Linked DNA regions of Homo sapiens: region 1 is linked to region 2. Evidence: chromatin contacts called from ENCODE Hi-C or POLR2A ChIA-PET data. All regions are on one chromosome and are shown on one strand. The core of a region is the stretch at or near the end of the contact, and the rest is flanking DNA. Distances in the headings are between cores, read along the strand shown. Region 1 holds the start of CSTPP1 (centriolar satellite-associated tubulin polyglutamylase complex regulator 1). Region 2 holds the start of PEX16 (peroxisomal biogenesis factor 16).

Region 1 (4,800 bases), core at 1,305-3,804, 1.0 Mb after region 2:
TGACTTTGAATACAGGGGTCCTTCGGATTTTTATGGAAGGGATGGAACTGTAGGAAAAACCTACAAATTGCTCCAGAGATGACATCTTGTTCTTATTTAGCCTTCTTTGAGTCATTAACAGTCGGGCGCCACTGGTGCTGAAACTTATCATTATTATAACCACAAATGGGTTAATGCCCAAACAAAGCTATATTCTTGGGGCTGGTTCCCAGCTCCACCACACAGACCCCAGCAGCCAGCACCCGCCAAGTCCCAGGATAATGCTCCACAAATAAGACGATGTCAAATGTTCAGCCTGGACTCAACATTATCTTCTTCTATCTGGGAGCTTCCAGTTGCTAGCAGGGCAGAGCAAAAGGAAAAATAAATAAATAAAAGCCAGGTCAACAAACCCTAAAAAAAGAGACTGTGTGGTTTAGTGGTCAGACCACTGGCCTGGATGTTGGGATAGCTGAGATCCAGTTGTAGCTCTACCACTATGTGGCTGCATGATGCTAGACAAGTCACTAGACAAGTCACTGTTGTGACTTGTGCCTCAGTTTCCCTAGTTAGAAAATGGAAAAGTGCCTTAGAAAGGTTTTTTTTTTTTTTTTTTTTTTTTTTTTGAGACGGAGTCTCGCTGTGTCGCCCAGGCTGGAGTGCAGTGGTGCGATCTTGGCTCACTGCAACTTCTGCCTCCCCGGTTCAAGTGATTCTTCTGCCTCAGCCTCCTGAGTAGCTGGGATTACAGGCGTGCGCCACCACGCCTGGCTAATTTTTGTATTTTTAGTAGAGATGGGGTTTCTCCATATTGGCCAGGCTGGTCTCGAACTCCTGAACTCGTGATCCGCCCACCTCAGCAGAAAGTTTTTATGAGGACAAATAAGATTATTTGCAAATAGCTACAAGTTGCTTGGGAATAAAGTAAAATTATCACTTAATAATTACTATGGTATTACCTTATTAATAAAATAGTAAAAAGCCACAGTTATGGAACATATGAACCTCCCATAACCTCAAGCTAGATGGGGGAAGCAGATAAGAAGGCAATTAAAAAAAAATCAGATTTGCTGGACTTCACACCAAATACCAAATTAGTAAATTTGCCTCAAGACACTAAGCCCTGCTCCTACTTTGGCTCTGTCCTTTTAACCTCACCACATCCAAACTTAGAGTGACTCACAGGAGCCTAGAATTGAGACACATATACAATTTTAAGGGAAAGCAAGAATTAGGAGGTTTGAGGCTCCTTACTGGAGGACGCTAAGAATAGGCCACTCGGAACACAAAGAGAAGAACCTCCTCTTTCCTTTTCCTCCCAGTGTAGGTGGTCTACTGGTTTCCCAGTCATTCCTTTGATAGCTTGATTTTGTTTTCTTTGTCTCTTTTTCACAAACCTCACCTTGTTGGAGGGGGAGGGCACTAAAAAAGTGAGGACAGAGTGGCTTTTTCTGCTATGTCTGAACTGTGTCTAGTGCTACAGATCTCTGACCTGTTGTCAGGAGTGGAGAGGGGCGAAAAGAAATATTTAGGAACTTGAAAACCAGTGAATATTCTCTTAAAGAAGAAGTGAGCAATTGGGCATATAGGGAAAAAAATCTAACTGGTGTCCTCGTTTCTGCAGCCCCTCTCCCTCAAGAAGAGCAATGTCTTGGTAGGAAAAAGGAAAGACACCTGGGAAAGGTACCAAATAGTAAGGGCTAGGAATAGAAAGAAGAACCAAAGATAAAAAGGAATTGAGCCTGGGCGCGGTGGCTCACGCCTGTAATCCCAGCACTTTGGGAGGCCTGAGGCAGGCGGATCACCTGAGGTCGGCGGATCACCTGAGGTCAAGAGTTTGCAGACCAGCCTCGCCAACATGGTGAAACCCCATCTCTACTAAAAACACAAAAAATTAGCCAGGCGGAGTGGCGGGCGCCTGTAATCCCAGCTACTTGGGAGGCTGAGGCAGGAGAATCGCTTGAACCCGGGAGGCGCTGGTTGCAATGAACCGAGATCACGCTACTGCACTCCAGCCTGGGCGACTGAGTGAGAATTGAGAAGAAATGGCAATTAGTTCAGAGGACTTAATGAGTACCTTTTGTGTGTCCAGCCGTCATAGGCAGAAAAGACACATCTCTGACCTCTAGAAGCATCCAGGGTATATGCATACGTAAGCACTTTGTAGCAATTTAAGATAGTAAATACCAAAGAGATAAAAATAGCTAATGGGATACTAAGTGTTTATGGGGGCCAAAGGGCGGGGGCTATTACTGAGTTAGGATAAACAGTGTATAAAAGCAGGGATAGTTATGAAATTCAGAAACTGCGTATATGGGCGGCTGACAGTAATTCTTCGACACTGGGAAACATAACGGATTCAAAAGAATTCTTCATCTCAGATTCCTCTAAAACCAAGTCTTCAAGAATGGGAGTCCAAAGAAACCTGGACCATCGTGAAGCGACTGCCCCCGGAACTTGAGTGGCCAGCTCCACTTTGCGACACGGAGACTGTTTGTGTGACACCTCCTCCAGCTCCCGTCCCCCTTCCGCCGCGTGGGTGCCATGGCAACGGAGAGAGACGGCAACCTGGGTTCCGGAAGCCGGAGAGCTGGAGCTTTGAAGCCACCCCGGTCAAAGGATGCTGAGTCCGGAGCGCCTAGCCCTACCGGACTACGAGTATCTGGGTAGGAACCCCCTTTAACTTTGGGGAGGGAAAGACGTGCAGACGAATTAGGCCAGGGTCTGGGAGGAGGCGGGGGCGGGGTCTGAGTGGGATCGGGTCCGGGTGGTATGGGGAGGGGCGGAGAGGCGGGGGTTCCAGGGCCTGAGCCTGTAAGGCCGAGCAGGAAGGAAAAAAGCACCTGGGAAGTAAAGAATGTTTGAAGTGTAGGGGCTGGAACTCAGGCAATGTGGATTGTGTTCAAATGGGTCAGGTTGGCGTTGAGGATTTGGGGCCCTGTTGGGGTATTATTGATATGCTGGTAGTGGAGTAAGAATAACCTTGGAACCTCAAGTGCCAAATCAGTCAGCGAACATTTCGAGCTTTTCTTTTTCATTAGGCACTGTGCTAAGCATTTTTCATGCATCATTCTTCATTTGAATTTCTCAACAGCCCTAGGAGGAATTACCGTGTTTTCTTCCAGTTTTGCAGGTGGAGAAACTGGGGCTGAAGAGGTAACTTGCGTTAAGTTAGGCCACACAGCTAGAAAATGGTAGCGCTAGGATCAGAACCGGATTTGCCCACTCCAACAGAACTTGAGATATTGACTTGGCTCTTGAGCTAAGACTGTATATGTAGTACTTTGTTGAGCATCTTTAGTGTATAAGGCATTTAATGAATGAAAAAAGGCACACACACGCATAGATATGTACACACACACACATATGCACACAATACACATTTTATTTTATTTTATTTTTGAGACGGAGTCTAGCTCTGTCGCCCGGGCTGGAGTGCAGTGGCGCGATCTTGGCTCACTGCAAGCTCCGCCTCCCGGGTAGCTGGGACTACAGGCGCCCGCCACCTCGCCCGGCTACTTTTTTGTATACTTAATAGAGACGGGGTTTCACCGTGTTAACCAGGATGGTCTCGATCTCCTGACCTCGTGATCTGCCCGCCTCAGCCTCCAAAAGTGCTTGGATTACAGGCGTGAGCCACCGCGCCCGGCCACAATACACATTTTAAATAATTCATAGACTTTTATTTTTTTAAAGACGTTTTGTTTTGTTTTGTTTTGTTTTTTGAGACAGAGTTTCTCTCCTGTTGCCCAGGCTGGAGTACACTGCAACCTCTGCCTCCCGGATTCAAGCGATTCTCCTGCCTCAGCCTCCCGAGTAGTTGAGATTACAGGCATGCGCCACCACGCCAGGTTAATTTTATATTTTTAGTAGAGACGGGGTTTCACCATGTTGGTCAGGCTGGTCTCAAACTCCTGACCTCAGGTGATCCGCCCACCTCGGCCTCCCAAAGTGTTGGGATTACAGGCGTGAGCCACTGCACATGGCGAGAAGTTTTAAGTTTACAGAAAATTGAGCAGATAGTACGGCGAGTTCCCATATACCTTGGGTCTCCCTCACTCACAGTTTCCGCTATTATTTACATCTTGCATTAGTGTGGTACATTTGTTACAATGGATAAACATATATATTTATAATATATAATAATATATTATATATTATTATTATTATATAGATATATTATTATAGATACATATTATTAACTAAAGTCCATAGTTTACATTAGGGTTCTTTGTGTTGTTCAGTTCTGTGGGTTTTGATAAATGCATGTCATGTATTCACCATTCCATTATCATACAGAATAGTTTCACTGTCCTGAAAAATCCCCTGTGCTCCACCTATTGATCCTTCTCCCTCCCCCTGCAGCCCTTGCCAACCACTGATCTTATGGTCTCTAAAGTTTTGCCTTTTCCAGAATATCATGTAGTTGGAGTCATACAGTGTGTAAATTTTTCAGATGGGCTTCTTTAACTTAGCAGTAAGCATTTAAGTTTCCTCCATGTCTTTCTGTGGCATGATAACTCATTTCTTTTTATTTCTGAATAATATTCCATTGTATGGATGTACCATGCACATCTTTTTTTTTTTTCTTCTTCTTTTTTTTTTTTTTTGAGACAATGTCTGGCACTGTCACTCAGGCTGGAGTGCAGTGGCACTATCACGGCTCACTGCAGCCTCAACCTCCGGGCTCAAGTGATCCTGCTACCTCAGCCTTCCAAGTAGCTGGGACTACAGGCACATGCCACCATCCCTGGTTAATTTTTTAATTTTTTGTAGAGAAAGAGTCTCACTATGTTGTCCAGGTTGGTCTTGAACTCCAGG
Region 2 (5,249 bases), core at 595-3,094:
CACCTGAGACAGTCTCTTCATCTAAGATGGGAATACTCACACTTTACAGGTCACCTAATGAGATGGTTTGAGGCTCAGATGGACATAGGCCTGTCTCATACTCCATGAGACATGTGCTGCACGCATGGGCTAGCTGCTACTATTTCATTCCTGAGTCCCCATGCTTCCCACCCTGTTCTTGGCAGAATTCTCACCACAGGCAACTTTTTCCGAAGCTCCTTCCGTAGGATCCCGTCATTGAGCAGCACAAGCAGGTTAGAGGCAGAGTACACTGAGGGGTAGAGAGTGGCCTTGAGAGGCTGGCTCTGCAGCCTCCATCCCTCTCACCTTCTCCCCAGAGCTGCAGGGATCACCTGTCACATGCTCTGCTCAGACACCCACAGACTATGTGGAAACCAACCTTCTTCTCCACCCACTTCCTCAGCACTCCCCTCTCCCCAACATGATCTCACAAGGGTGGCTGGACCAAGAAAGGATGGGTCAATCTCAGTGACAAGCCAGTTACTGCCCTGCTGGATGGCACTGGTCATCCAGCTGCCCACAACTGCCCATCGCTCTCTGAACTGCCACAGATACACGGTCCCACCTCCTGGCCCTTTCTCTCTTGGCAGCCTGTTCCTGAGGGTCTATTCCACCTCCACTTTTCTTTTTTCTGAGTCGGAGTTTCACTCTTGTTGCCCAGGCTGGAGTGCAATGGCACAATCTCGGCTCACTGCAACCTCTGCCTCCCAGGTTCAAGCAATTCTCCTGCCTCAGCCTCTCAAGTAGCTGGGACTACAGGCACCTGCTACCATGCCCAGCTAATTTTTGTATTTTTAGTAGAGATGGGGTTTCACCATGTTGGCCAGGCTGGTCTCGAACTCCTGACCTCACGTGATCCACCTGCCTCTGCCTCCCAAAGTGCTGGGATTACAAGTGTGAGCCACTGCACCTGGCCTCACCTCTGCTTTTCAAAACCCAGTGCATTCTTTCAGGACTGTGACAGCAGTCACTGGGCAAACACTCTTGAGGTAGTTACAATCTGGGAATCCTGGAATCTGGGAGATCTAGACTTGAATCTTGGTTCTGGGACCATCAGTGACTGTTCTCTAACCTCACTGAGCTTCTTCCTTAAATGGACAGTGATGACAATAAGTACCACTTAATATGACTGTAGGGAGGATTAACAAGTAAAGGTAAGAAAGGCACTTAGTCCAGCGCCTGGCCAGTAGTGAATACTCAGATAAGGTCCCCAGACGTGTCTCTTGACTTAGGGACATGGAGGGCCCAGGACAATGAACAACAGACCTTGTGCCGATTCAGTCATAGCACAAGGTGTCTAACGGGCAGCCCAGGTCCTCGGGCTGGGGTGCTCACCCTCTCTGGGGAACTCACCAGGGGCCAGGCAGCCGATCCCCCATCCCCCACCCCCAGAGCCCGGCTCACCCAGCTCTGACAGCTCGTGCGAATCGGCGAATCGACCTGGGGAGAGGGTACAGAAGGAGGTGTGAGTGAGCATCTGCCTCACATTTCGTCTTCGGGTCCCGGAAATCCCCTCCCTACGCCCTTTGGGAACCTGGACGGGTCTTCTCAAGCACAGCGATCACTACCCTGACTCCGCAGGGAAGGGGGCCACTGGGGTCATAGGTCAGGGCCCAGAAGGAACTGATCAAAGGTCAGGGTGGCACCTGCCAGCAGGTAACTGAAGCCCCGCACTGCTGTCTCCAGCTGGGCCGTGGCGGCCGGGTGACGAGTCACGTACTCCTGGTAGCGGAGGCCCAGGAGCCGCAGCTTCTCCATCCTGCCCTCGGCACCGACAGACCCACAGAAGGACCGTACGACAGGCTGCGGCGCCCTGCTTCCTGCGCCCTCCTTCCTGCTTCCGGTCTTAGGCCCGCCTCTTGGTTGCTTAACTTCCGCGGGCCAGAAGGCTGAGGACTTGAAGAACCGGTGAACCACCCTTCACCCCATCTCTTGAACCGCTTCCCACTCGGGTAGCCCTTAGCAACTGAGGGCCCAAACCCGGCCCCCTACTCCCTCAAGTCATTGGTTAGCACGCTCTCCGCCCCTGACCCGCCCAGCGCCGTCAGCACCCAGCTCTTCCGTTTACCGGGTTGGCTGCCCTTGCGCCTGCGCAGTTAAAGCTCCGGTAAAGCCGGGCGGCAGTCAGAGCAGTTCATTCTAGAGAAGGGAGCTGGAGCCCCGAGTCTTTCCAATGGAACGCCGAGAGACTCGAACGGCAGGGCCGGATTTTAAAGGGCTGAGAGATAGCGGGTGCTTGAAAAAAGGAGCCTCGATCAGATTTGGGGAGGTGCGGGGCGTCTAAATACAGTTGCACTGTGTCTCAGCAGGCGCGCGTTCGGCCAGTATCCCCATCTCCGTTTCCTCAACAAAGGTAGTGCTGGGGAAACTGAGGCAGTAAGGAGTCCAGCCCTCTAGTGCCGTCTCGATCCCCTAGACAGCACAGTTAGTGCTCCGGCTTCGGCCTCAGCTCCCGTATGGACTGTGCCCCCCAAAGGGCTCGCGCCTGCATTCCCACATACGCGAAGAAAGCCCTGGCCCGGGCTTCTCTCGGCTCGGTGGCCCTTGGGCGGGAGTATCCCTTCTCTGGGTCTCGGATTTCCCGATCTGTAAAATGGTTTGAGGGCAGACTTGATCCTTGAACTCAGAATCGATCTCAGCTTTCTGGCCCTCGGACGCACCTCGCAGTCCTCAGCTGCGCCCCCAAGGGAAGGGGAGACCCCTGGGGAGTATCTTCCCAAACCAAGCAGCCTCCCTGGAACGGGTGGCACCGGGAGATCTGCGGCGAGTGGTGGAGGGAACGGGCGCTCTGGGGAGGTAGCGCTGATTGGCTGCGGGGAAAGGGGCGTGACATGGGTGGAGCCGTGGGCCAGTGGCCTGAGGGAGCGGGCCAGCGGATTTATGGTACCCTGAGAATAGTAATACATTATTTTACCTAATCCTCTCCACCAGATATCTCCAGATGAAGAAAGCATCCTTTTAAGAACGCCCAGCCAAAATTTGAGTGTTGGTCTTTTCTGACCTCAGAGACTAGGCGGTTTTTTTTAATTCATTTTTTTTAACTTTAATTTTATTTTTAGAGACCAGGTCTAAGCATCACACCTCACCAGGAAACCACAACCTTCCTTCCACTCCCTCACTCCACCCTACTCCACAGCTTAGTTTTCTTCTCTATCAGGTGGGGGATTAAAGCTGCCCTCTTCTCACATCAAAGAACGAAGACCCAGGGAAAGGTGACCAGGGGCCTGAGGAGAGGCAAAGGTCTTGGAGAACAGAGGAGGTGGTCATGGGCATCGTCGACATCATTTCTGGCCACGCTCTGGGTTCCAGGCTTGCTTGCCCTCCTCCCAGCAGCCCCAAGTTGCTATGAACTGTTCACAGATGGGAAATTAGGGCCCAATAAGGAGGGGAAAGGATTTGTCCCACATGGCACAGCAAGGCACTGGCCAAAGAGGCCACAGCGCAGGTCTCCAGTGGCAGTGCCCTCTCTCCTACTGCCCACAGCCCACAAAAGCTGTGACATGTTGAGGCTCCTTGGTCATAAGGCCAGTTAGCAACTGGGATTAGGACCTAGGCTCAGGGCCCTCAAGGTGAGGCTCCTTCTCCCTTCCTCTGCCCCACCTTGTTTTTTGTTTGTTTGTTTGTTTGTTTTTGAGACGGAGTCTCACTGTCGCCCAGGCTGGAGTGCAATGGTGCAATCTCAGCTCACTGCAAACTTTGCCTCCCAGGTTCAAGCAATTCTCCTGCCTCAGCCTCCCGATTAGCTGGGCCTACAGGCGCCCGCCACCACGCCTGACTAATTTTTGTATTTTTAGTAGAGACGAGGTTTCGCCATGTTGGCCAGGCTGGTCTCGAACTTCTGACCTCAGGTGATCCGCTTACCTCAGCCTCCTAAAGTGCTGGGATTATAGGTGTGAGCCACTGAGCCCTGCAGGGCCCTGCTGTGCACCAACACCTTAGTGAACTTGTTCCTCAAACCTCCAGTTTGGCCACTCCTCCAGCCCTCCCTCTGCAGCTGTGGAGAGGGTACAGAGAGAGAATTTGAGGTTCTTCAGCACTCCTTGGGCTGGAGGTCCTGATTCTGAGAGCAAGGTGTGGAGGGGAGAGGGGCAGACTCCCCAGGACAGAATAGGAAGGGGCTTGGGCTGGAACCAGTTTCTTCTCCCTCCCTGCAGAACTGGGAAGGGGAGCATGGGTCTAGCCAGCTTGGCAGCAGCAGGGCTGCCTGAATTTCCTCTCTAGATCCCAGGCCGGATTAGGGCCCAGAGACAAAGAGTTGCGGTGTGTGCAGGAGGCCCCTCCCCTGCTCCCTGGCCCCCTGCCTGGGCTTGGCCGTCTTTGTTGGGCTGGAAGGACCTTTGGGCAGATTGAGCCGTATCCTCTCTCCTTCAGTTTGCCCCAAGTCACAGGGGAAGAGAGGTAGACCAGTCCAACATTTACCTACGAGAGTACCAGAGGCCCAGAGATGGAGCCTCACTCGTCTAATAGGGTCACACAGCAAAGTCCTGGGCAGAGCTGGGTCAAAATGGGTCTTAGGCCAAGAGGAACAGCACCTGTTTATATGCCCATACGTGTCCCTCTTTCTCCCTCCACGCCCCCAGAACAACCCCTTGGGGGCCTAGCAGGTATCTCAGCACTTCAGTTTCCCTGAGTGGTGAGGTTGAGCCAGAAGAAGGGCCAACATTGTGAGTGACTACAGTGAGATCTGCAGACCCAGCTTCCTGCACTGACTCCCCCAGCCCCTTTATTGAAGACTCATCCTGGGCCAGCACCCAACTATGGATCCCATATGGTGTTTGTTTGTTTTTAGAGACAAGGTCTCACTCTGTCACCCAGGCTGGAGTGCAGTGGTGTGATTACAACTCACAGCAGGCTTGACCTCCTGGGTTCAGGTAGTCCTCCTACCTCAGCCTCCCAAGTACTAGGCACATGCCACCACGCCCAGCAATTTTTGTATTTTTTGCAGTCATACAGTTTGGCCGCATTGAGCAGGCTAGTCTCAAATTCCTGGGCTCAAGCAATCCACCTGCCTTGGCCTTCCAAAGTGCTGGGATTACAGGCATAAGCCACTGTTCTGGCCTGGTCTCACATGTTTAACCCCCACAAACCGTCTCTGTTGAGGGTCCTGGAGAGGGAATCACATTTCCCCACCCCAGCTTTAGGCTACAGATGAAGATCAGGGAGGCTGGAGGCTCAAGCTCCAGACGCCTGAGTGGCCAGTGCATGGCCCTTCTCAATTTCTGGGTGCA

What was found. A loop is a pair of places that touch in the nucleus more often than their neighbours do. ChIA-PET counts read pairs that join two places held with the same protein, here RNA polymerase II (POLR2A). Pooled maps may share reads with other maps.
Region 1: a loop to region 2 is called in a map of naive thymus-derived CD4-positive, alpha-beta T cell, with 9 times the contacts of the local background. The contact joins the promoter of CSTPP1 here to the promoter of PEX16 in region 2. A Hi-C loop is called at or near these places in 1 of 168 maps with a recorded cell type or tissue (naive thymus-derived CD4-positive, alpha-beta T cell), 1 of 37 single-sample maps with no recorded cell type and 7 of 50 pooled maps. POLR2A ChIA-PET finds 5 or more read pairs at or near these places in 1 of 52 experiments (activated T-cell).

The regions. Positions count from the first base shown.
Region 1 is chr11:46,934,207-46,939,006 of GRCh38, forward strand. CSTPP1 (centriolar satellite-associated tubulin polyglutamylase complex regulator 1) reads left to right here and starts at 2,555. Exons shown (of 9, transcript NM_024113.5): 1 at 2,555-2,645. The coding sequence starts at 2,600. RefSeq lists an enhancer at 2,413-2,622.
Region 2 is chr11:45,916,033-45,921,281 of GRCh38, forward strand. PEX16 (peroxisomal biogenesis factor 16) reads right to left here and starts at 1,845. Exons shown (of 11, transcript NM_004813.4): 1 at 1,668-1,845; 2 at 1,426-1,461; 3 at 195-271. The coding sequence starts at 1,779. RefSeq lists enhancers at 901-1,653, 1,600-1,669.